Linked DNA regions of Homo sapiens: region 2 is linked to region 1. Evidence: read pairs that join two places in POLR2A ChIA-PET (ENCODE). Cell type or tissue: GM12878. All regions are shown on one strand. Each heading gives the region's core, and the rest is flanking DNA. Links, peaks and the distances in the headings are about the cores only. Region 1 overlaps MTF2 (metal response element binding transcription factor 2). Region 2 holds the start of LOC107985521 (a long non-coding RNA gene).

The links. Peaks named below come from ENCODE experiments on the same cell type or tissue, not always from the same donor. Only the 100,000 strongest peaks of a DNase experiment are listed, where the experiment ranks them.
Region 2: POLR2A ChIA-PET joins it to region 1 with 10 read pairs; 6 of 35 experiments call an interaction of 5 or more read pairs at or near these places.

Annotation. Positions count from the first base shown.
Region 1 is chr1:93,082,323-93,094,853 of GRCh38, forward strand. The region is part of intron 1 of MTF2 (metal response element binding transcription factor 2); the gene reads left to right. Among named protein-coding and RNA genes, the nearest start is that of MTF2, 9.3 kb to the left of the region's middle. In GM12878, for the core only: no CTCF peak of the experiment used is centred there; no DNase peak of the experiment used is centred there; H3K4me3 peaks cover 3,158 bases; H3K27ac peaks cover 556 bases.
Region 2 is chr1:93,211,882-93,226,988 of GRCh38, forward strand. It overlaps CCDC18 (coiled-coil domain containing 18), which reads left to right. Exons shown (of 29, transcript NM_001378204.1): 11 at 220-380; 12 at 2,862-3,085; 13 at 4,755-4,865; 14 at 5,857-5,988; 15 at 9,728-9,862; 16 at 9,978-10,055; 17 at 14,452-14,568. LOC107985521 (a long non-coding RNA gene) reads right to left here and starts at 13,810. Exons shown (of 2, transcript XR_001737683.2): 1 at 13,771-13,810; 2 at 8,586-12,490. In GM12878, for the core only: no CTCF peak of the experiment used is centred there; a DNase peak (open chromatin) is centred at 7,760; H3K27ac peaks cover 831 bases.

The DNA.
Region 1 (12,531 bases), core at 1-8,000:
CAGGCTGGAGTGAAGTGGTGCTATCATAACTTGCTGCTGCCTCAGACTCTTGGGCGGAAGTGATCCTCCTGCCTTAGCCTGCCGAGTAGTTAGGACTACAGGTGCACACCACCACACCTGGCTAATTTTTAAATTTTTAATTTTTTTTGTGGAGACGGGATCTTACTGTGTTGCCCAGGCTGGTCATGAACTTTTGGCCTCAAGCAGTCCTCCTGCTGTGGCCTCCTAAAGTGTTGGGATTGAGCCACTGTGCCCAGCCCATTGTTTTTATTATTTTTTAAAGGTTTATTTTTAGGTGAAGTTTACATATATTGAAATGCACAAATCTTAACTGTACAGTTGTTAATAAGTTTTATTGAGATATAATTTATATACTATAGTTATATGTACATAATTCACATGCATTCTTTGAAGGTGTACAGTTCAGTGATTTTTTTTAGTATACTCACAAAGTTGTGCAGCCATCACCATACCTAATTTCAGAATATTTTCATCATCCCAAAAAGAAAAGAAAATCTTAATCCATTAACAGTCAGTCCCCTTCACCTATCCACTATCCTCTGGCAACCACTAATCTACCTTCTGTGTCTATAAATTTGCCTGTTCTGGACATTTCATGTAAATGGAGTAGTACAATATGTGGCCTTTTATGTCTGGCTTCCTTCACTTAGCATGACTATATTAGTCCATTCTTGTACTGCTATGAAGAAATAACTGAGACTGGGTAATTTATAAAGAAAATAATTTTGATCGGCTTACGGTTCCACAGGCCATACAGGAAGCATGGCTGGGGAGGCCTCAGGAAACTTCCTGTTGAAGTGGCCCCCTTGAAGTGGCCACAGCAGGAGGATTAGAGATGGGGGCGGCTCCACATGCTTTTAAACAACCAGAGAACTCAGTATCATGAGAACAGCAGGGGGGAAAATCTGCCTGCATGATCTAGTCATTTCCCACCAGGGGCCTCCTCCAATGTTGGGGGTTACAATTTGACGGAATATTTGGGCGGGCACACAAAATCCAAACTATATCGTTAATGTTTTCATGGAACAGCCATGTTGTAGCATTTATAGTCACTTCATATCTTTTTAGGGTCAAATAATATTTCATTATATGAATATACCTTTTTTTGTTTGTCTAGTCATCAGTTGATGGACATTTGGGTTGTTCCCACATTTTGACTATTGTAAGTAATGCTGCAGTGATCATTCATGTATAGGGTTTGGGTGAACATGTTTTCATTTCTCTTGGGTACACATATCTAGGAGTGAAATTACTGGGTCAGATGATAACTCGGATTAGTGTTTTGAGGAACTGCCAAACTGTTTTTCAAAGAGGCTGTGCCATTCTACAAGCTCACTAGCGATTATCTGGTGAGTGATTATCTCACCAGTTTATCCACATCCTCACTGATACTTATTATTGTCTATCTTTTGATTATAACCATCCTAGGGTTTGAATTGGTATTTCATTGTGGTTTTGATTTGCATTTCACTTATGGCTAATTATATTGAGGATCTTTCCACATACTTGTTGGCCATTTGTATACCTTCTTTGGAGAACTGTCTATTTAAGTCTTTTGCTCATTTAAAAAATGGGACTGTCTTTTTATTCTTGGATACAAGCCTGTTATCAGATATGATTTGCAGACTTTTCTTCCCCCATCCTGTGCATTATCTTTTCACTTTCCTGATGGTGTCCTTTTAAGCACAAATATTCTTAATTTTGATAAAGTTCAATTTATTCCTTTTTTTTTTGCTTATGCTTTTGATGCCGTATCTAAAGAGCTTTATAGTTTTAGCTTTTACATTTAGGTCCGTCATCTATTTTGAGTCAATTTTTTATATATGGTGTGAGGTAGGGGTCCAACTTCAGTGTTTTGCATGTGGATACCAGTTTTCTAGTACCATTTGTTAAAAAAAACTAATTCTTTCCTCATTGACTTGTGTTTGACAATCTTGTCAAAAATAAATTAACCATACATGTAAAAGTTTGTTCTTGGATCCCAGTTTTATTCCATTGATTTATGTGTCTGTACTTAGGACTGTACCATAATATTTTAATTACCATTACTTCATAGTAAGTTTTGAAATTGGGACGTTGTGAGTCCTCAAGTTTTTTTCTTTTTAAAAAACAATTTGGCTATTCTGGGTTCCTTTCACTTTTCCATGTAAATTTTAGGATCAATCTGTGAGTCTGTGCAAAAAAACGCAGCTGGGATTTTGGTAGGTATTGTATTGAATCTATAGATTGATTTGGGAAGACTTGCCATTTTAATATTATTAACATCTATGAACATGGGATGCCTTTCCAGTTATATAGATCTTATTTAATTTCTTTCTCTGATATTATGTAGTTTTCATTGTACAATTCTCGAACTTCTTCTGTTAAATTTATTCCTGAGCCAGGCACGGTGGTCCCAGCTACTCAGGAGGCTGAGGCAGGAGGATTGGGTAGGAGGATTGCTTGAGCTTAGGAGTTTGAGACTTCAGTGAACTATGAGAGCTATGATGTGCCACTGCACTCCAGCCTGGGTGACAGAGCAAGGCCCTGTCTTTAAAAATGTAAGTATTAAAAGAAATACTTTGAACATATAGAAACAAAGTAAACCATTTTCCTTGATAAGATAAAGCATCACTTTCTCCTATCCTCATTTAATTTAAAGTTCTTATCAGTACTTGAGCCCCTCTGTTGATTCTCAGTTCTGAGGATTTTTTGATAGTAGTTAAAGAATTCTCCCATAATCAGGGAGATAGAAGGGTAGTTTGTGAAGTGCTTATCTAGTACTAAAAATACTTTTAAAATTTCAAAGCATTGTCATTATAGTATAGTTATGGATCCTAATTACATTACCTTTTTTCTTTTCTTTCTTTCTTTTTTTTTTTTTGAAACGGAGTCCAGGCTGGAGTGCAGTGGCACCATCTCGGCTCAGTGCAAGCTCCGCCTCCCAGGTTCATGTCATTCTCCTGCCTCAGCCTCATGAATAGCTGGGACTACAGATGCCCACCACCATGCCCGGCTAATTTTTTTGTATTTTTTAGTAGAGACGGGGTTTCACCATGTTGGCCAGGATGGTCTCGATCTCCTGACCTCATGATGCGCCCTTCGTGGCTTCCCAAAGTGCTGGGATTACAGGCGTGAGCCACTGCACCCGGCCTTTTTTTTTTTTTTTTTTTCTTCATTAAAAGAGACAGGGTCTCTCTGTTGCCCAGGCTGGAGTGCAGTGGCGTGATCATAGCTCACTGTACCCTCAAACTCCCGGGCTCAAGTGATCCTTCCACCTCAGCCTCCTGAGTAGCTAGGACTACAAGTGCATGCCACCACACCTGGCTAATTTTTAAAATATTCTGTAGAAACGGGGTCTTGGTATGTTGCCCATGCTATTCTTGAACTCCTGGCCTCAAACAATCCTCCTGCCTTGGCCTCCTTAGGTGCTGGGATTACAGGCATGCCACTTGGGCCCAGCCAGGGCCAACTTTTAGCATCCATAGGTTCTATGGGTCACACTGCAGAACTTGAGTATCTGTGGATTTTGGTATCCTCAGGAGGTTCTGTGACCAGTGCCTTGTGGATACCAAGGGACAACTAAATAGCATATACATAAACCAGTAACACAGTCGTTTGTTATCAGTATTATGTATTGTACATAATGAGTATATGTGCAAGACTTTATGCTACTGGCAGTGCAGTAGGTTTGTTTTATACCAACATCACTGCAAACACATTGTAAAGCATTGCATTACAGTGGTTACAAAGTCACTGGGTAATATGAATTTTTCAGCTCCATTATAATCTTATGGGACCACTGCTGTATATGTAATCTGTCGTTGACCAAAGTTTTACTGTGTAGCACATGACTATGCTTAGAAGGAAGGATCAACTATGTAAATAATGAAGGAGGAGGCCGGGTGCATTGGCTCACGCCTGTAATCCTAGCACTTTGAGAGGCTGAGGCGGGCGGATCGCTTGAGGCCAGGAGTTTGAGACCAGCTGGGCCAACATAGTGAAACCCTGTCTCTACTAAAAATACAAAAAATTTAGCCAGGTGTGGTGGCACATGTCTGTAATCTCAGCTACTCAGGAGGCTGAGGTTCACTTGAACCCAGGAGGCGGGGGCTGCAGTGAGCTGAGATTGCACCACTGCACTCCATCCTGGGTGACAGAGCGAGACTGTCTCAAAAAAAAAAAAAAAAAAAAGATGAGGAAGAAGGGCAATTTTGGTAGTAGGTACAATATGTATGAATGCCTTGGGTGGAAAAGATCTTGGTTTGTGAATAATTGATAGGCAGCCCCGGGTGAATCTTGAGATGCAAAGACATATTCCTGTGGGAGAAGAAAACTAATATATCATATTTGACTTGTAGCTTTTTCAGCCTAGTAATTATGTTAGTTTCCCAGTTTTGTTGGTGTTTGAAGAACTATTTATAAAGTCCTTTTGTATTTATCTATGTGATAAATACAGAGCTTTGAAAATGTATACTACAGGCAGCTGTCTTTGAACTTTTTCTTGTTGTTTCAAAATTGGGCAGACAGCTACAGGTTGAATATCCCTTATTTGAAATGCTTGGGACCAGAAGGGTTTTAGGATTTTAGGCTTATTTGCATATACAAATGAGATGTCTTGGGGATGAGACCCAAGTTTAAACACAAAATTCATTTATGTTTCATACACACGTTGTATGCTTAGTCTAAAGCTTATTTTTTCGTTCGGGACACTGAATAAACTGTGTTGTGCCACCTGCGTTTTGACTACAACCTGTTACGAGGTCAGATGTGGAATTTTTCATGTGTGGTTGATGCTTAGAAAGTTTCAGATTTTGAAGCATTTCAGATTTTGGACTTTCAGGTTAGGGATGCTCAACTTGTATTAGTATCTGAGGACACTTAACAACCAAGTTGAACCATCTGTAGGAATGCATCATTTCATCACTGATAGATGACTTCAGTTAGACTTATAAAAAAGGCCTTAAGGCTGGGTGTGGTGGCTCACGCCTGTAATCCCAGCACTTTGGGAGGCCGAGGTGGGTGGATCACCTGAGGTCGGGAGTTCAAAACCAGCGTGACCAACACGGTAAAACCCCATCTCTACTAAAAATGCAAAAATTAGCCAGGCGTGGTGGCACGCACCTGTAATCCCAGCTACTCAGGAGGCTGAGGCAGGAGAATTGCTTGAACCCAGGAGGCAGAGGTTGCAGTGAGCGGAGATGGTACCATTGCATGGCAGCCTGGGCAACAGAGTGAGACTCTGTCTCAAAAAAAAAAAAAAGCCTTAATGGCAAAATATACTGTGGACAAGAGGCTGGATACTGTCGATACTGGCAGTGAATGGCCTGATTTCATTCACCAGTTGCTAAATCTGAAAATATTCTTGGCCTTCCCCACTGTATGTGACCTCGGTTCATAATTGGGATCCAAAGGTGACAAATATCTAGAATAACTTTGTCTCAGAAATAGTATCACTTAACTGGGGTTTACCATAGTAGAGCCAGGTATTACCTATCTTTCTTTACAACTTTAAGGAAGTAATTTTACTTCTGAGTTCCAGATTTTTCACTTGTTAAACAGTAGTCTTCCCTTCCTATTCTATGGCATTATTAGGAGGAGAAAATGAGATATGAATGCTTTTGAGAAAGTTAAGCAGTATAGCAAGATGAAGATATTTTCAAGCCCTTATCATCCATATGCTCTACTACCTACCAAAGATCCAGTTCATACTTTTGTTTATAGTAATTGGAACTTTTAAAACTCTAGGGTATAGTTAGTGGCTTGCAGCAAGAGCCCCTCAGTTCTCTTATTTTTTTCTCGTTGGTCTTAGGACCAGAGTCTGCAGGATTATAATGACAACGCTGAACTTTCCAGTTCATCCTTGCCTGAATTGTTAGTGGAGGCTCATTTTATGTAGTGTAATCAACTTTATAAATTCTGGACTTGAACATGAATGTATGTACCTGTACTTAATTCACATTTATCTGTGGTTTTAATGTATATTAGTGGCCTTGTTGGTTTTGGTGTTTTAAGTCTGTAGTTAACCTTTCTTTATTATTCATTGTATATGTGAGATAATATAATCAAGGATTCCTTTTGCACAAATAATTTAGATGGCTATGGGTATTGTGATGTAAAGATTTTACCAGTTGTCATATTGGCTTTTAAAAAAATCAGATATATTTTTGAAATCTATTACTGTTTCTAAATGTTTGGTATTTACCATTTTGAAAATACTTGATATATTATATTTAACAGTGTCATTTACAATTTTTTTTTGAGACAGAATCTCACTTTCTTGCCCAGGCGGGAATGCAGTGGTGCGATCTCGGCTCACTGCAACCTCTGCCTCCTGGGTTCAAGCAATTCTCATGCTTCAGCCACCCAAGTAGCTGGGATTACAGCTGTGTGCCAACGTGCCTGGCTAATTTTTGTGTTTTTTGGTAGAGATGGTGTTTCACCACGTTGGCCAGGCTGGTATGGAACTCCTGACCTCAAGTGATCTGCCTGCCTCAGCCTACCAGAGTGGAGTGCTGGGATTACAGGCATGAACCACCATGCCCAACCTCATTTACAATTTTTAAAAAAATCTTAAGATCTGTATTTTTTATAGTTTATAAAAGTTTTTTTGTGATCACAAAAATACATGCTTTTGGTAGAAACACAAACATACAAAGATGTTCTATAAAACTGACTTTTTATCGTACATTTTAAGATATTTAAAAATATTTTCTGTAATTTCATGAAGAGTACTAAAGCCACAGTCACTGACATTGTAAACACCTCTGTTCATTCTCTAACCTGTTAGGTGGTTAAGCTATTTTTAATTCTAGGGGGCTCAGGCTGAACTTGAGGTTGGGGAGGAGAATTTGCCTCTGCTTTTAGTTGCAATTTTCAAGTGAGGTGAAATTAAGTAAAATTTGTAAGAGCTTTTTTGGCTTTTTAATTCTAGATAAATACATAAATAAATTTGGGTCTCTGTAATAGAATATGTGCTTTTATAGGATAGTGATATTTGCTTGATAAATGGAGGATTTACTTACTAGTGTGTGTATTGATAAATACAGACTTTGATTAGTTTATTCAAGAGAGATTTTTAAGTCCCTACTTTATGCCATACCTTGAAAAGTTTTAGAGTTCCAGTGATGAGCAAAATGTTTACTTTCAATTGTAATTCAAAATGCAAATTCCACTTGTTTACATGGAGTTATTAGATTGTAAATTTCTAGAAAATTGTTTGATTCTGCCTTTAAAAAAAAAGAAAGATGGAGCCTCTCAAGAGTGCAGTGGTACAATCACAGCTCTCGTACTTCACTGTATCACGGTAGCGTTTGAACTCCTGGGCCCAGGATATCTTCACACTTCAGCCTCCCAGGTAGTTGGGACTACATGCTCTCACCGCTATGCCTGGCTTAATATTTTCATTGTTTTAGAGATTGTGTCTGTGTATGGGGATCTCGTTATGTTGCCCAGGCTGGTCTTGAACTCCCAGCCTCAAGGGATGTTCCTGTCTCAGCCTCCCCAGTATTAATAGCTTGATTTTCCTTTTTTTTTTTTTGAGACAGAGTCTCACTCTGTCACCGAGGCTGGAGTGCAGTGGCGCAATCTTTGCTCACTGCAACCTCAGCTTCCAGAGTAGCTGGGATCTCAGGTGTGCACCACCACACCTGGCTAATTTTTTTTCTTTTTTGAGATGGAGTCTCGCTCTGTCCCCCGGGCTGGAGCGCGGTAGCACGATCTCGGCTCACTGCAAGCTCCGCCTCCCGAGTTCACGTCATTCTCCTGCCTCAGCCTCCTGAGTAGCTGGGACTACAGGCACCCGCCATCACGCCCGGCTAATTTTTTGTATTTTTAGTAGAGACGGGGTTTCACCGTGTTAGACAGGATGGTCTCCATCTCCTGACCTCGTGATCCACCCGCCTCAGCCTCCCAAAGTGCTGGGATTACAGGTGTGAGCCACCATGCCTGGCCAATTTTTGTATTTTTAGTAGAGATGGGGATTTCTCCATGCTGGCCAGGCGGGTCTTGAATTCCTGACCTCAGGTGATCTGCCTGCCTTGACCTCCCAAAGTGTTGGGATTACAGGCGTGAGCCACTGCGCCTGGCCAATTTTTGTATTTTTAGTAGAGATGGGGGTTTCTCCATGCTGGCCAGGAGGGTCTCGAATTCCTGACCTCAGGTGATCTGCCTGCCTTGGCCTCCCAAAGTGCTGGGATTACAGGCATGAGCCACTGTGCCTGACTGACTGTACTTTTAATATATCTTTTACACAGAAGATTCAGGTTTAATCATCAGTGTATGAAAGTAAGAGAGTAGGATTGTTGGAATATGAATATTCTTGGTTACGTTATTTTTCCTAGTTTTTTTTTTTTTTTTTGAGACGGAGTCTAACTGTGTTACCCAGGCTGGAATGCAGTGGCACGATCTCGGCTCACTGCAAGCTCTGCCTCCCAGGTTCATGCCGTTCTCCTGCCACAGTCTCCCAAGTAGCTGGGACTATAGGCACCCGCCACCATGCCTGGCTAATTTTTTGTATTTTTAGTAGAGATGGGGTTTCATCGTGTTTGCCAGGATGGTCTCGATCTCCTGACCTCATGATCCGCCCACCTCGGCCTCCCAGAGTGCTGGGATTACAGGCGTGAGCCACCGCACCCAGCCTATTTTTCCTAGTTTTAACAACTTCTCCATTTTTGTAACCTTGTAGCTTGTATGAATGTTCAAACATTTTTTTGCCCCTAAAACTTTTTTGACCTTTTTGAGGAGCTAAACTTTTAGAATAAGCTAAACTCAGCCTGTTAGTCCTCACTTCTAAACCCCATGCAGTCTGGCATTTGAAGTCAGTGCTCGTATGTGACGTTTGAATTGTTATATTCAATAAACAGTTTTTATTACTCATTTTACTTAACCCGTCTGGTACATCTGGTATACTACTACTTAGTTGTATTTTCTCATTTTTTTGGTAATATTTTACTCTCTGGGTTATCCTTGTATTTCTCTGGTGACTTCTTTTCCTCAGGATACTTTTATAAAAAAGCATTTTAAATTTTGTATTTAAAACATTTTTAAAACATGGCAATACAAGATCTTGCCATGTTGCCCAGACTAGTTTTCTAACTTCTGGCCTCAAGCAATCCTCCCACTTCAGCCTCCCAAAGTGCTGGGATTATAGGTGACAGCCACTGTGCTTAGCCCCTCTGGAGTTGTTTGTCCATCATTCAAATAAGAGTTTTCCAGAGATTCCTATACTTACCTTTCATGAACCATTAACTGGTGGGGTGGAGATAGTGTACTGACAAGATTGCCAACGTTTCATTTTAGAAAGTAAGAATGTTTTAAACTGTGACCACCATCATTGCATAAAAGATACTTACATTTAAGAATATAAGAAGGATATGCCCTCAAAATACAGAGTGGTCTTTTAAGTTAACTAACTTAATTAAATACTGAATACATTGTTCTTGCTTTTCTTACTTTGCTGTAGATCAGTACTGGTTTATGGACTTGAGTTGAGAACCACTGCCTTATTAAAACAATTGTTTCTTGAGCTGTTTTAAGGAAAGGGAGTGTGGAGTTTCTGTTGTCTCATGTCAGAGAAAACTATATATAAAGTATTTCTTAACATATTAAAATCTCCAAGAAGTCCTTTTGTGAAAAAGCCCCACAGTTTACCTGGTTACTGGGATGTCGTCTTCTACTTTTTCTTTGGTAATTTTTTCCCCACCTTTTTTCTGTTTTCATGTGCTGGATGTCTTAGATGAGCCTTTGGTTGTCTTAATCTGTTTTCTCTTATTATATATGTTTGGTTTTTCTTCTCTTGAAATTTTTATTTTGGCTATAATTTTATTTCTTAGAGCTCCTTATTATTTCATGGATGTAATATTTTCTCATATCTCTGAGGATATTAATTGGTTATTGAAACAGTTTTTTCACATACCAACTATTAACATTCTTTAGAACTAGTATTCAGAAAATATCCTTTTGAAACACTACCATAGATGTTGATGTTACCAAGGGTTTGTCTTCACTGCTTTTGGTTTGTCTTCACTGCTTTTATCATTTTCTATCTTTTAAAAAGTAAATTTGGAATATTTAATGGCATGCTACTTGCTAAAAGTTTAAAAATCAGATAATTTTGAAATTAAAAGGCTTTTTTACCAAAACAATGTAGTTTCTTTTCTGTTCCCTCCGCCCCTTCCCACTCCTTAGAGGCAATAACTTTTAACCCTTAGCTAATTCTTTATATCTCTAAATAAAATAGCACTGCATTTAGATTCATCAATTTTATATATTTTTTATAATGTTAGATGAGAATGAATGAGGAGAGGAATAAGGGGGTAAGCTTTCTCTATAAATATATTCTCTGTAACATAATGTTAGATGAAACATAATGTTATAGAGAAAGCTTTCTCTATAAACATGTTAGATGAGAAAGAAATTCATTGCTTCTCTCCTCATTCTTTCAGTATAGTTATATAAAACATTTTAAACTGTTTTCATTTGTGAGTATATAAAAATTGTTTACATATGAAGAACCACGTAGAATATGGTACCACAAAGTAGTGGTGAGGGTTAGTTAATGCTTGTAAAGAATTTAGAGGCCGGGTGCGATGGCTCACACCTGTAATCCCAGCACTTTGGGAGGCCAAGGCGGGCAAATCACGAGGTTAGGAGATCGAGATCATCCTGGTTTGCACGGTGAAATCCTGTCTCTACTAAAAATACAAAAAATTAGCCAGGCGTGGTGGCACATACCTGTAATCCCAGCTACTTGGGAGGCTGAGGCAGGAGAATCGCTTGAACCCGGGAGGCAGAGGTTGCAGTGAGCTGAGATCACACCACTGCACTCCAGTGTGGGCGACAGAGTGAGACTCTGTCTCAAAAAAAAAAAAAATTTAAAATAGTGTCAAATACTTGTTAGCTGTTATTTCTAGATTTACATTTTTTTCTTATACAACTATGTTTAAAAATTGCCTCATTAAAAAACAAAATTTGCCTAGTTTTCTTTGAACATTAAAATCTTCATACATCTTCAGTTCCACAAAATGTCTCACAGTGCACTTTTCCACAATGTCAATCTGTCATCTAATTTATCAGTGCCATTTATTTTTCTTAGAGATATCCTCCTGGAGTTCTTCTGGAGTTCTGCTCTAATTTGGACTGGTTCTCTAGACCTGCTGCATGGAAGTTGTCTTGGGGCTTTCCTTTACCACCATCCTGGGAATTCCTTTCTCTTCCCTTCTGTGTGACATACCTTGCATTCCGTGCCTGCCTTTTATTTGGTTTACTCCCTCTGTTTAGTTTTATTAAGCTCAAATAAAGTGTGCTTGGGGGATAAATCTTTAAATACTTTATATGGCTGAAAATGTTCTAATTTTCATACACATACACTCTTTTTTTAAAAAAATACATTTTAGAGATAGGGTCTCTCTGTGTTGCCCAGGGTGGAGTGTAGTGGCTATTCACAGGCATGATCATAGTACACTACAGCCCTGAACTAGGCTCAAGCGATCCTCCTGCCTCAGCCTCTGGAGTAGCTGGGACTACAGGAGTGTGCCACTGTAGCCCAGCTTTACTTACTCTTTTTAGTCCCTTGATTGATAATTTGACTGGTTATAAGGTTGATTTTCACCCAGAATTTATTTTTCACTCAGATTTTTAAGTGAATAGTTCCACTGTCTTCTGACTTGTAATATTGCTATAATGATTATTATTCTCAGTCCCTTGTTAGTTGCCCTTTTATCTCTTTGTAAACGTAGTATCTTTGTCCTTGATTTTCTTAGAACAGGTTTTTTTTGTTCAGTTTGCTGGACACTTGTGGCCTTTTCAATCTGGTTACTTCTTTCAGTACTGGGATGTTTTCTTTTACTTTGATAATTTTTTCTCCACTTTTTTTCTGTTTTCACATGTTGGATATTTCTGATTGGTCCTCTAATTTTCTTAATCTGTTTTCTCTTATTTTCTATCTTGGTTATATAAGGTGAAAACTTTTGTAATCACCCCAGGGTCAAAAGTAGAACATTGCCAGCTAACCCAGAAACCCACATTGCAACCCTTTCATCCCCCAGATAATCTCCATCCTGACTTCTGTGGTGATTATTTTTTCTTTGTAGTCTTATTATTCAGATGTGCATTTTGAGGGTTGTAGTTTAATTTACTAGTTTTAAAATATATGTTTTAAGATTTTTTTTCAATTACAGGTTCTATCTTAGATCTTGCCTCTTTTTTTCTGTGGAGTTTATTTGTGGGAGAAACCAGGTCATTTGTCATGTGCATTTCCTAACCTGTATTTTGCTGTTGCATCCCCACTGTGTAGTTGAGCATATTTCTCTGCATTTACTAGATCTAGAGGCTTACCAGGTTCAGGTTTGCCTTTTTGGGGGGTGGGGTGGGCAAGACTATTTCACATGTGCTGTGGGTTCTCCCATCAGGAAGCATGTAATGTTTCTCTTGCTGTGCTCTTAGCAGCTACTGATGCTCAGTGCATAGATCTATTTATTCATTAGGTGTTGCAAAATGGTGATTTAAAACATTTTCTTTTTCATTTATTGG
Region 2 (15,107 bases), core at 3,546-11,545, 130 kb after region 1:
TACATTTTCAATTTTACTAAATACCATCAAGTTTGTAAAGTGGCTGAACCAATTTATAATTCTACAGTGGTATATGGGAGTTTTCATATCCTGCCTAAAGAGTTGACTAATATTAGAATTCTAATTTTTTAAATCAACTTGAAAGGTGAAAAATAGTACAGTATGAGTTTTTTTATAGAATCTTTCTAATAATTTTTCCCTTCTTTTCTTTTGTGCCAGAATTAAGCTTGCAATAAAAGAGGCAGAAATTCAAAAGCTTCATGCAAACCTGACTGCAAATCAGTTATCTCAGAGTCTTATTACTTGTAATGACAGCCAAGAAAGTAGCAAATTAAGTAGTTTAGAAACAGAACCTGTAAAGCTAGGTGGTCATCAAGTAGGTAAGTATATTGAGTTATTTTAATAAATTATATTCAGAGTTTTGGATGATAGTTTTTTTTTAAAAAAACTTTTATTTAAATTTTTTTTTTAATTTAAGTTCAGGGATACATGTGCAGATTTGTTACATAGGTAAGCTTGTGTCATGGAGGTTTGTTTTACAGATTATTTCATCACCCAGGTATTAAGCCTAGTACCCCTTAATTATTTTTCCTGATCTACTCCCTCCTTCCACCCTCCACCCTCTGATAGACCCCAGTATGTGTTGTTCCCCTCTATGTTTCCATGTGTTCTCAGATGATAGTTTTTAAAGAACAAATTTATCAACTGTTTGGTTTCTATTATCAAACATACTTGATAATCTGTTACTAGTTGTGGTCTGATAAGACAGCAAAAGTTATTTCAGAATTATTAGACTTTGTATCATTCGTTAATGAAGTAAAATTGATATCCAATAGAACAGTGGTCCCCAACCTTTTTGGCACCAGGGACTGGTTTTGTGGAAGACATTTTTTCCATGGACCAGGGACAGGGTCAGGGTTGGTTTCAGGATGATTCAAACGCATGACATTTATTGTGCAATTTATTTATATTATTATCATATTGATGTTGAAATAATTATACAACTCATCGTAATGTAGAATCAGTGGTAGCCCTGACCTTGTTTTCCTGCAACTAGAAGGTTCCATCTGGGGGTCATGGCAGACAGTGACAGATCATCAGGCATTAGATTCTCATAAGGAGTGAGCAGTCTAGATCCTGCGCATGTGCAGTTCATAATAGGGTTTGTGTTCCTGTGGGAATCTAATGCTGCCGCTAATCTGACAGGAGGTAGAGCTCCAGCAGTAATGCGAGCGATTGGGAGTGGGTGTAACTACAGATGAAGCTTTGCTCATTCGCCTGCCACTCACCTCCTACTATGTGGCCCAGTTCCTAATGGGCCATGGACTGGTACCAGTCCGTGGCCCAGGGGTTGGGGACCCCTGCAGTTAAGATGCACCCATTTTAATATACAGTTTGATACGTTTTGTCAGGTGTTTGTGTTTTAATGTTTAACTCTTGTTACCATCACCACAGTCAAGACATAAGACATCTCCACCAGGATCCTTTGTACTTTTTCCCAGTTAACTTTTAGGCTTAATTTTCTCTCTTTTTTTTTTTTTCCAAAAAAACCACAAAACTTTTCTTAAAGTTTAGATTATTGATTTTAGACCTCTTTTCTTTTCTCATCTAAGTATTTAAGGATAGAAACTTCCCTTTAAGCGGTGCTTTGGGTGTATTCCACTACTTTTTTTAATGTGTTGTATTTTCATTTTCATTCAGTTCAAAATAGTTATCTCTTGTGATTTCCTCTTTGACTCATAGGCTGTGTGTGTTTTATTTCCAAATATTTGGAGGTTTTTCCAGATATTTTTGTGTCATTCATGATGATCAGAGAACATACTGTATAGGACTTCATTTTTAAGAATGTTTTGAGATTTGGTTTATTGTCCAGCGTATGATCTATCTTGGTGAATGTTCCAAGTTGAGAATACTAGTAATTAGAGGTGGTAATAAATATAATATGTTATAGATTCTTTTACATCAAGAACAGAGCCAATAAAAAGTAAATAGCCTAGAAAGTGAAATATTATAGATGTAGAGAATTTATGAGAAATGGCTACTGATGCAAATCTTGAAGGCAAAGTGTATCTTGTTTCCACATCTGTGTGTTCTCATGTAATCATCTACATTATGCTTTTTAAAAGCACTTCTGAAGGCTTACTTACCTTGGAGTGGGAGATGTGTATGTTTATAGTGGAGAAGGGGCATGGTCAAGTAACTACCTCTGATAACCCTCAGTAATTTTTTTGAGACAGGATCTTGCCATGTTGCCCAGGATGGTCTTGAATTGGGCTCAAGTGATCCTCACACCTCAGCCTGTTGAATAGCTCAGATAACAGGTGCCACTGTGCCTGGCTACCCTCAGTAATTTTTTTTAAAGCATCACTGAATTCTCATTAGCTAGTTTGGAGAGAAAGACGATGGGGTCGGGAAGGATTCACTCTTTGGAGCTTTTGAACCTGCTTCTGTGTGCAGTACATAAAAATGTTCTTAATGATCTCAAACTGTCCAAATAAATTTTATGATTACCTTCAGTTTAAGGAAACAGGGCAACTTAAAAAAAATTTTTACAATGATTTCTATTAAAAAATGGAATTTAAAAGGTGGAGAAGGATTCTTACATTTCTGGTACAAAGGAATAGTCTTAGCTACCTAGAAAAATGAGTGATTCAGAACTTTTCTCCTCTTTGTTACGTATTTAATTTAGAGAGCACATTACTTATTCTTTGATTTCCTTAATGAATGTCTCATTCTCTGTCCCTTTTAGTACTCTTTAGATCAGAAACTAAACTTTGTTTATGACTAAATCTTTCAACTATTTAAGTAGGTTTTTATTCTTGAAGTCCTATTCAGAACAATTTTCCTTTTATGTTTATTAGCAGAAAGCGTAAAAGATCAAAATCAACATACTATGAACAAGCAATATGAAAAAGAGAGGCAAAGACTTGTTACTGGAATAGAAGAACTACGTACTAAGCTGATACAAATAGAAGCTGAAAATTCTGATTTGAAGGTTAACATGGCTCACAGAACTAGTCAGTTTCAGCTGATTCAAGAGGAGCTGCTAGAGAAAGCTTCAAACTCCAGCAAACTGGAAAGTGAAGTAAGCTTGGAATTAGCTTGGTATATATGTTAATTTTTGAACTAGAACAAAAGGTATTATTTTAGGGTTTTATAAAAATTATATGTTTACATCCAGATTTAAAGTTTTTAAAAAATGGTACCACATAAGTTATAAATTGTTTTAAAATTATATTTGGAAACCTTTGTATTTTAACTTATTAAAAGTTAAAGTTATTAAAAGTAGGAAAAACTGTAGTGGGTAAAAGTCTCAAATTTGGTGGAAATAATATTGCATTGCAGCCTATTATTTCTTCCATAGTATAAGTTAATATGGTTAATATACATTTATAAATAAAGACTTTGGATTATGCTGTTGGAAGAAAAGGAGTGATAATAAAGGATTTCAAATTTTAGCAAACCCCAAACCACCTAGGAAGCCTGTTTAATATGCATATTTCTGGGTCCTGTTCCAGCAATTTCTGATTCAGTATATATGGGCACAAGAGTCTGCTTTTTTCTTTTCTTTTTCTTTTTTTTTTTTTTTCTTAGAGACAGGGTCTTGCTCTGTTGCCCAGTCTGGAGTGTGGTGGTGTGATCATAGCTCACTGTAGCTTTGAACTTCTAGGCTCAAGCCATTCTCCTGCCTCAGTCTTCCAAGTATTTGAGACTGCAGGCATGTGTCACTATGTCCAGCTAAGTTTTTTTATTTTTTATTTGTAGAGACAGTCGCTGTGTTGCCCAGGCTTGCCTCGAACTCCTGGTTTCAGGTGATCCCCACCTCAGTATCCCAAAATGCTGGGATTACTGGTGTGAGCCACCACACCTAGCCGGAATCTGTATTTTTATTTTTTGTGTATTTCTGCTGTTTAAAGAGTCTGTATTTTTAAACAACTGCATGTAAACCTGAAACAACTACGCAAGGAATTACATTCTGAAAAGGGGATAATGAGTGTTTTGTGAATATCTTGTCTTCATTTTCACTGAGGACAGGATAAGGGTGCCTCATTAGGTAATTGTGGACCAGGACCACATGTGTATATCTTATACTCGATCTTCAAACCAGAGGCTGCAGTCATCTATAGGTACACTTTTTAAATACCTGCTTTCTCAGCTTAAAGTCTATAGCCAAGGCTGAGGAAAAAGAACTATAAGATAGGAACTTATGTTAATAATGAAGATGGAGATTTAGACAGTTTATAACTATGGCTACCAGTTTACTTAGGAAATTGCCAAATACTGGGATTAATAAGTTTTTTAAATTACAAAAATAGCACAGTCTTGTTAATATAAAAGGGGAAAAAGAAGAAAATGAACCATTGATAATTCTACCACCAGAAATAACTGCTGATAACATTTTATTGTACTTATTTCAGTCTTTAACAGCTACGTAAAAATAGATTAGGGTATTGTCCTTTTTGGATATAGGGGTCTGAATTAAATGACTTATGTTTTACATAGATAGAAGAAGTGATCCTTTGTTTTCAGTATTTGTTTTTCTTCTTAATTGTCACTTATTTTGTAAAATACTTATAATTATGTGGGTTAAAAAGTTATTCACTTTGCATCCTAAATGTTTATAACTGTAAGTTTGCCCAATTTACCTAGACACAATGTATTTGAACTTTGAAAGAGGAGCAGGTGTTTGATCTTAGAATGCAAAATCATTACCTTTAAAAAATAATTTTACATTTATTTCAATGTGTTTTCAGATGACAAAGAAATGTTCTCAACTTTTAACTCTTGAGAAACAGCTGGAAGAAAAGATAGTTGCTTATTCCTCTATTGCTGCAAAAAATGCAGAACTAGAACAGGAGCTTATGGTAAAACTTATCTTTGTTCCTACAAATTTACTGTGATTTTTAGGCACTTAATTTGTGACAGCACATTTGTTTTAGCATCATTATTATAAAATATATAGGAAAGTATAAATTCTACTAAACTCTTCTGATCATTTCTTGTTTATATTTTTAAGTTAATAGGCTTATATGGCAAGTTATCCAAGTTTTCTCTTTTTTTTTTTTTTTTTGAGACAGAGTCTCACTCCGTCGCCCAGGCTGGAGTGCAGTGGTGTGATCTCGGCTCACTGCAAGCTCTGCCTCCTGGGTTCACGCCATTCTCCTGCCTCAGCCTCCCGAGTAGCTGGGACTACAGGCGCCCGCCACCACGCCTGGCTAATTTTTTTTGTATTTTCAGTAGAGACAGGTTTCACCGTGTTAGCCAGGATGGTCTCATCTCCTGACCTCGTGATCCACCCGCCTCAGCCTTCCAAAGTGTTGGGATTACAGGCGTGAGCCACCGCACCCGGCCGTTTTCTCATTTTTATCCTAATAGGATTGAAGATAATGGTAGTTCTTTGATATGCTTCTTGATATTTAAAATAGTTTAAATCTTCTCGTCTTGATAAAGTATTTTTAGCCATTTTGTTAAAGTTTGAAGTATAAACTACTGTGGTTCTTTAAAGAATGGAGTATGACATATTTAATGGTTGACTAATGTACTTTTATGTAAAACTGCTTTTCAATTATACTTTTTTTTTGAGACAAAGTCTCACTCTGTGGTTCAGGCTGCAGTGCAGTGGCACAATCATGGCTCACTACAGCCGTGTCCTCCCAGGCTTCCCCCTGAGCGTCCCCAGAAGCTATGACCACAGGCGCATGCCACCACATCTACTTAGCTAATTTTTTGTATTTTTCATAGAGACGGGGTCTTGCCGTGTTTCCCAGGCTAGTCTTGAACTCCTGGATTCAAGCGATCTGCCTGCCTTGGCCTCCCAAATCAATTATACTCCTTTAAAGTGTTTTGTGTTTCTAGGAAAAGAATGAAAAGATAAGGAGTCTAGAAACCAATATTAATACAGAGCATGAGAAAATTTGTTTAGCCTTTGAAAAAGCAAAGAAAATTCACTTGGAACAGCATAAAGAAATGGAAAAGCAGATTGAAAGAGTAAGTAATACATATTTAGAATATGAGTGCTGAAAAGAAACTTAAACATTACTAGCCCCAGCATTTTTTATTTTGTAGACGAGGACACAAAGATACACAAAAGTTAGTGGCAAGAGCTGTAATTAGAATCCCAATCTTTCTGAATAATTTTTCAGTGCTTTAACAGAATATAGTATGCCTTCTGTTTCAGCTGTAATCATTATTTTTGACATTATTAAAGTAAGAGTAATTCTGTAGACTCCATTTCCCTAAAAATATCAGTTGCTTGAAGATTGATTGAGAGGAAAAAGCAGAATAAGAGAAGCACTCTTGACCTTGGGTTAAAAGTAGAAAAGAAAATTTGAGACCAAAAATGCAAGACACAGTAAAAAAAAATAGATACAGTAGTCCCTGCTTATCCATGGGAGAGACATTCCAAGACCTTCAGTGAATGCCTGAAACCACAGATAGTACTGAACCTTATATATTTTTTCCTATACATACATACCTATTATAAAGCTTAATTTATAAATTAGACACAGTAAGAGATTAGCAAGAATTCTAATAAAATCGACCAATTGTAACAAAATACTGTCATAAAAGTTATGTGAAAACTTGTTCTCATAAAAGTGTGTTCTCTCTCTTATGCCCTAGTGCCTCCTTTGCACTTTTTTTTTTTGAGATAGAGTCTCGCTCTGTCGGCCAGGCTGGAGTGCAATGGTGTGATCTCAGCTCACTGCAGTCTCCGCCTTCTGGGTTCAAGTGATTCTCCTGCCTCAGCCTCCTGAGTAGCTGGGATTACAGGTGCGCGCCACCAAGCCTGGCTAATTTTTGTATTTTTAGTAGAGATGGGGTTTCACCATGTTGGTCAGGCTGATGTCAAACTCCTGACCTCGTGATCTGCCTGGCTCAGCCTCCCAATGTGCCTGGCTCACGCAGAGGTGTGAGCCACTGCGCCCAGCCTCCTTTGCACTTTTATGAATGTAGGTTCTGTGAGTCATCTTTGAGAACAGCCTAGTTTCGCTGCAATTGAAGTCTTGCTTTGGATGGTATCTTTTCTCCTTAGCTTCTTCATCTCTGCTGGAAATGTGACAGCAGCTGCTTCATCAGCAGACACAGCTTCTCCAATAATTTTAATATTTTTCAGTCTAACCCTATTATTGAATCTGTGTAATCATCCCTTATTTGCAGTAAATGACTTGGTGTCACTTGTTTCAGGGGATCTTTGCTGAAGTCTTAATATATACTCAATATTTTCTGGTGCAACACATTGCAGTCAGTTGGAACATGTTTTCTGTTAATGCCTTCCACCTACAAATTTAATGCCTTTTCTATTTTAACTAAGCACTTACGCATTGTGGTTGTAACTTTTGTAGTTTGAGGTACAACTGCCATACTTGCATGAATTTATTTTTCTTCACAATTTCATGGATAGATTTATTCTTTATTGTAGATCTTAGCAACCTCAGCATGCAGTTTTTTTTCTTTCCTCATTAAGTCAAGAACCTTCACCTTTTCACTTAAAGGAAGCATGCTATGTCTTCTCTTTGACATATCCAAATTGGATCTGCATCCAGATAGCATCACTACTCTTTTGCTTTGGGGCCATTATTAAGTAAAATAAGAGTTCCTTGAACACAAGCACTGTGATACCATGGCAGTTGATCTGATAACCAAGATGGCTACTAAGTGACTAACGAGCAGGTAGCTTATACAGCATGGAAAATGGATCATTCTTGTCCAGAGCTGGACATAGTGGGACGTCATGAGATTTCATCACGCTGCTCAGAACTGCAATTCAAAACGTATGAATTGTTTATTCGTGGAATTTTCCATTTAGTATTTTCAGACCAGGGTTGACTGCAGGTAACTGAACTGTGGAAAGTGAAACCACGAATACCACAGGGCTGCTGTAATTTAGATGAGCTTAACAGAAGAATGGAGCAGACAAGAGGAAAAAGACAGTGAACTTGAATGTAGATTAATAGATATTATTCAGTCTGAGCAACAGAGAAAAAATTTTTTTTCCAAGAAAAGAAAGATTTATAAAAATATTGAACAAAGCCTCAGAGATATATGGGGAAGGACCTGGAAGATCTGATATTCTTGTCTTCAGAGTCAAAGGAGAGAATGAGATTAGTGCAGGAAAATATTTGAAGGAATAATGTCTGAAAACTTCACAAATTTGATGAAGGAAATAAATTTACAAATTTAAAAAAATCAAAGAGAACTACTTCTAGACACATCAAAATCCTTGCCAAAAACTAAAACAAAAAACTTTGAAAGCACCCAGAGATAAATGACACTGCATATAAGGGAACAAATGTTAAAATTACTGCAGATTTCTCATCAAAAACTATGGACATAAGAAGATGGAACAACATTTTTTAAATGCTGAAAGAGAAAAAAACTGTCATTCTATTTTATATCCAACAAAAATACTCTCTAGGAATGAAGGTAAAATAAAGACATTCTTAGATGAAGGACCGCATAGAGAATTTGTCACCAGCAGACTTGTTCTAAAAGAGAATGCTAAAGAAAGTTCCTCATGGAAAAAAAATACCTGAGAGAAACTTGGGACCTCAGGAATAAAGGAAGAACAACAAAAACAGTAAATATTTGGTAAATATAGGATTTTTATAATATCTATGGCAGTTGAAAGAAGAAATTATAACATTTACTGATGAGGTATATTGATATAATACATGTGACAACGACAGTGTAAAGGGGGAGGGGTAAAGGGGTCTATATTCTTAGTTTCTACATTTTGCCTTTTTTTCTTCAGCCGTTAAGTTCAGGGGTACACGTACAGGAGGTGCAGATTTGTCACATAGGTAAATGTGTGCCATGGTGGTTTGCTGCACAGATCATCCCATCACTTAGGTATTGAGCCCAGCATCCATTAGCTATTCTTCCTGATGCTCCCTCTCTCCCATCCCACTCCCCTATAGGCCTCAGTATGTGTTGTTCCTCCCCATGTCTTCGTGTGTTCTCATCATTCAGCTCCCACTTATAAGTGAGTACGTGCAGTATTTGGTTTTCTGTTCCTGTGTTAGTTTGCTGAGGATAATGGCTTCCAACTCCATCCGTGTCCCTGTAAAGGAAACGATCTCGTTCCTTTTTATGGCTGCATAGTATTCCATAGTATGTATGTACCACATTTTCTTTATCCAGTCTATCACTGATGGGCATTTAGGTTGATTCCATGTCTTTTCTATTGTGAATAGTGCTGCAATGAACATACACATGCATGTATTTTTATAATAGAATGACTTACATTCCTTTGGGTATATACCCAGTAATGGGATTGCTGGGTCAAATTGTGTTTCTGCCTCTAGGTCTTTGAGGAAATGCCACACTGCCTTCCACAATGGTTGAACTAATTTACACTCCCATCAGCAATGTAAAAGTGTTCCTTTTCTCTGCAACCTCTCCAGCATCTGTTTTTTGACTTTTTAATAATTGCCATTCTGACTGGCATGAGATGGTATCTCATTGTGGTTTCGATTTGCATTTCTTGAGCGATCAGCAATGTTGAGCTTTTTTTTTGTATGTTTGTTGTCCACATATATGTCTTCTTTTGAGAAGTGTCTGTTCATGCAAGTGATTTCATTTCTTCCTTAAAAAGAGAGAAGCTGAAGACAATTTGGCAAAATACAAAAATCTATGTAATTTCAATTATAGTGTCACATGTATTTAATATTTAAAATGTTTCAAAATTTTAAAATATTTAATATGAAAATTCTGTTTTCATGTTTAGCTTGAAGCTCAACTAGAGAAAAAGGACCAACAATTTAAAGAACAAGAAAAGACTATGTCCATGTTGCAACAAGATATAATATGCAAACAACATCATCTTGAATCACTAGATAGACTCTTGACGGAAAGCAAAGGGGTAAAATCATCCTTATAAAAGTGCTATTTAGAAGTTGACTAATATTTTATGTCTCTATAACTTGCCTTTAAATCTAATCAAATCTGCATACTTATACTTTTCTTACTGTTTTTAGGAAATGAAAAAGGAAAATATGAAGAAAGATGAAGCTTTAAAAGCATTACAGAACCAAGTATCTGAAGAAACAATCAAGGCTAGTATGCTAATACTTTATTTTTCTTTCTTTCCTTTTTTTTTTTTTTAACAGACAGAATCTCTCTCATTTGCCTAGGCTGGAGTGCAGTGGCATGATGATAACTCACTGCAACCTTGAACTCCTGAGCTCAAGTAATCCTCCCACATGAGCCTCCTGAGCAGCTAGGACAAGCGTGCTTCAACATGCCTGGCTAATTATTTTTTTCTATTTGGAGACATTCTTGTGGCTTTTTTACTTTTCTCTGTAAATTGTAAACATTGTACAGATAAAAGGCAATTCAGAGCTGACGATTTGATCTGACTCAATGAACTTAGTTCCTTTAAATGTATTTTCTTTAGAGCGAATTATGATCTTAATTATTTGATAGTTAATCATCTAGTTTGCAGGTTATCTAGCCTCTTTTTGTCTTAAAACAGTTTTTATAACCCTAAAAATTGTTTTAAATTTTAGCTATAATTGCTACTTATTAACATTACCAAAAAAAAAGAAAATTACCAGAGGAAGTGGAGGAAGAGAAAACTAAAAGTGATTCAATTTTGCTTGTTTTTATCAGTTGGCTTGTAAGATTAATTGAGATAAAGCCAGAATTTCTAGCTAAAATACGGCTTTCTGGCTAGTATATCTTCATGGTTAAAAACATGGGCTTTGTTGTTAAATTGGGTTTCAGTGTGGCTTCAAGTGCTTACCCACTCACTGTAACCTTAGCCAGGTTATTTAACTCTTTGAACTTTAATTTCTTCATCCACAAAATAGGAATGACAATACCCTAGAAGAGCATTAGTGTGAGAATTAAATGAAACAGGGTATATAAAGTGCTTAGCACATACTGAGTTGCCCGAAGTTTTGTAACTAACTGCTATATATTTAGTATTTTCTCTTGCATTTTTAGTGTTAAACGTAGGTCCAAATATGCTATGACGTTTATTCTGTCATATGTAGCTTGAATATAAAAGATTTGCTTTAAAGATACGATGTTATTTTTTCCCTATTCTGTTTTTAATTCATTTTGTGACTGTGTATGCCCATGTAGACATGTGTTTATTCATAAATATTCCTGTAGTATTCACCAAAACTCTTAACATTTAATGCAATGTCAGTTCATTTCCCTGTGTAAGAATAGCCCCAAATTTCATTAATATTAAAAAATGATTACTGTACAGAGATTGTAGGCATGAAATACTTTTATTAGATAAAACTCATGCAGCCACTTAACTCCTGGTTTTCATTAAACTACCTAACGTAACTGGGCAGTCATCTGGTGAGGTATTTCCGTGTGTTAATAGCCAGATATGAGATGGAAAAGAAATCAGCAAAAGAATGAAGTATGATGTTGGATTTTATTCCTTTAACATCTTTAGCAGGTTTGCTGTTTGGGGAAAAATCAAAATGAGTAAGAAATATAGAAGCCAAATTCCTATGATTTAAGCTATATTGACTGATTCTACACATAAGTTATTTATAGCAGCAAAATAGAAGCCTGAAGTCTACTTCTCTCCTGATTATGTCATTACTACCTTCCTTTCATGACTTTTGTTCATGTCTCTCAACATGCCTCAACTTGTTCTCTGCAAAAGAAATATGAATTTTTTTATCTATAGGAAAGTTATAAGGGTCAGTTTAAAGTTGTATCACTAAGCTAAAAGGTTGATGATAAAATTCTGAACTGGTAACAAGAAATCAGTAAATTAAACCAGTTGTTACCTGCTGTTAAATGGAAAATTGAAAAGGTGCTTATTAGACTTACAGATTTTATTTCTTTTGTTTTGTTTTCCTCTTATTTTCTACTTTAGATTCCCCAAAACCCCCACAAAAAAGTCTTAAACATAAAAGAAGAGTTTACCTTCTTTTTTTGAAGATGCATAGCCTAGGGCCCTATCTGGTTGTCTCCAGATTGTGCACCTGAGGAGCTTCTTTGGTTCAGCAGAGTGGTGTTTGTTTTTGTTTTGATTTCATTTATTTATACACACACACACACACACACACACACACACACACACACACATTTGCAAGTGGTTTGTATACAATGCAAGATGTTTATCTGTATGAGATTCAGACTTTCAAACTCTGTTCAAATAAGAAATTCAATAGAGTAGCGGATGTTTTGGGTTTTTAATTAGTTTTTTATTAGCTATAATTGATTTATTTCTAATTTATTTTTTAAAATTTCAAGCCCACAAAAAATTGAAAAAATAGTCTACTCCTCACCTAGATTCACTCTCTGTTAAACTCTATTAAACTCTAGGTACACTCACTTTATCTCTCTCTACACATACACATGCATGCATGCTTGTGTGTGTCCCTACCAACCCACCTCCCTTTTGCCAAACCGCCTGAGAGAAGGTACGGATGTCATAATACTTTACCCCTTTAATACTTAACATGCATCTCCTGTGAACAGAGAATTTCTTCTGTATGGCCACACCACCACTACACTACAGAGAAAGTCAACATTAAGTTAGTAATATCATTCAACATTGTCCGTACTAAAATTTCCCCAATTACTTAAAATTGTCCTTTATAGCCTTGCTACTCAAAGCATGGTCTGTGAACTAGCAGCATCAGCATCACCTGGAAGCTTTGAAGAGTATCTAGCCATGCCCCAGACCTGATTCACCCCAGTGAATCAAGTGTGATGACACAAAATTTAAGGAGACACTCTCAGGATTATATACCTTATTTAATTTGATGACTGCCAGATCTCATTATTTTAAGGGCATACATTTTCATTGATAATTAGCAAACTAACTTTGGGGTGAGTCTTTGAGGCCATGTGAATATCCTGTTCCTCAATAACCTTATAATCAATGGCTTTCATATCTAATGATGAATCTTGCCCAAATGAGTTATTACACTGTTAACTATTAGGTAGTGATATTCTGACAGAATCATAGGTTTTATTTATTTTCTCTGTGTGAAGGATGATACAAGTCCCAATGCCCATTCTCTTTCATAAAAAAGAAAATTTCTAAGTATTTATAATTTTCATAAAACAAATGTTAATTAGTCATTCAGAATTACAGATTTTTTAGCTGTTAATGATTTCATATACAGACTATAAGGGTGGTGTTCAAAAACTGTGTATCTTATAAGATTCCCTTTTTAGAAATAAGAGTGGCAAAGATAATTTCATGATGTAGAATAGAATCTGCAAGAGAGAATGTTTTTCTCGTTTTTTCATCTGCTAAGAAATCTAAGATTTCTTTCACTTTTTCAAGACTGCTTACTAGAACATTATTAGCATTAAGAGGAAGAACACCATTGAGAAGCTCAAATTTACAATAAAGAAAACAAGGAGCAAGACAAGAATCTTAATAGATGAGATGTGGAGCATGTATGCAATATGTGCGCCTTGAACGAAAAGTACCAAATTTGAGTTGCTCTTTGGTATTAAGGTAGTAAAGCAGTGGCAACTATATGAACACTTGGACCAAGTTAAATTGCTGCCTTTCTGAAAATATTTTCACTGTTTCAAAGCAAAGAAGGTTTCACTTCTTTTTTTCTAGCTGACAAATTATTTTCTTAGTAACTTCAGCATTTCAAAATATTCTCACTTAAGGCCAGGCAAGGTGGCTCACACCTGTAATCCCAGCACTTTGGGAGGCCAAGGCGGGTGGATCACCTGAGGTCAGGAGTTTAAGACCAGTCTGGCCAACATGGCAAAACCCACTCTCTACTAAAAATACAAAAATCAGCAAGACATGGTGGTGCATACCTGTAATCCCAGCTACTCAGGAGGCGGAGGCAGGAGAATTGCTTGAACCTGGGAGGTAGAGGTTGCAGTGACCCGAGATCGCACCACTGCACTACAGCCTGGGCTACACAGCAAGACTTTGTCTCAAAAAAAAAAAAAAAATCTCACTTAAGCATCATTAACAGTATGCTAGTTTGTACTCACTTTCCTATTTTTCTTATTCAAGGAGGCTTAAGAAGTAGGTTTAAATACCACTTACCTTTTAAAGAAAAGTTTTTAGAGTGTTTGGCCTACAGGTTCTTGACAGTTGGCCCTAGTTTATCTTGTCAATTGTGGCTCCCAAATAACCATTTCCTACAAATTCATCTTCTTACTACCCTAGGCTTTTGCCAACTTCTCACCACTCCCTTTCGCAGGGCCTTGCTTCTGAGCATACTCCCTTTTCCTGGAATGCCCTTCTAAACTTGTCCAACTCTTGTTTATTCTTCAGGATTCCATACCTTGGTTTTCTCTTTGGTTTCCTCATTTGCAATGAAGAATTAGTTTACTCAATAAATATCTTCTATAATGGCATTTTATATCCTAAGTAGGACTGTATATTCACTATTTGAAGCAGTCAGGTAACATTAGGAGATAAATCTGTAAAATATTGAGTATATCGTTTTGTGTTTTTTTTTTTTTTTTGCTTTTTTTCCTGCTTAGGTTAGGCAACTAGATTCAGCATTGGAAATTTGTAAGGAAGAACTTGTCTTGCATTTGAATCAATTGGAAGGAAATAAGGAAAAGTTTGAAAAACAGTTAAAGAAGAAATCTGAAGAGGTAAATTAACATTTACTTTATATATAGCATATATTTCAAGTGATTTTTTTTAAGAAGCATGAGATGTAGGACAAAATATATATATATATATATATTTCTTTTGAGACAGCGTCTCCCCATGTTGCCCAGGCTGGAGTACAGTGTCGCAATCTTGGCTCACTTGAACCTCTGCCTCCTGGGTTCAAGCAATTCTTGTGCCTCAGCCTCCTGTGTAGCTAGGATTACAGGTATGCACTACCATGCCTGGCTAATTTTTGTATTTTTAGTAAAGATGGGATTTCACCATGTTGGCCAGGCTGGCCTTGAACTCCTGGCCTCAAGTGATCCACCCACCTCGGCCTCCCAAAGTGCTGGGATTACAGGTGTGAGCCACTGTGCCTGGCCAAAATAATATCTTTTATGTATCTGATATAAAAAAGTATTTCCAATAAAATGTAAATTCCAATTTTATTTTCTTTAAAGAGCAAACATTTCAATGCAAAATAGAATATACCTTAAAATTCTAATTCTTTTATTTTTAGGGAATCAGAAGAATAAAT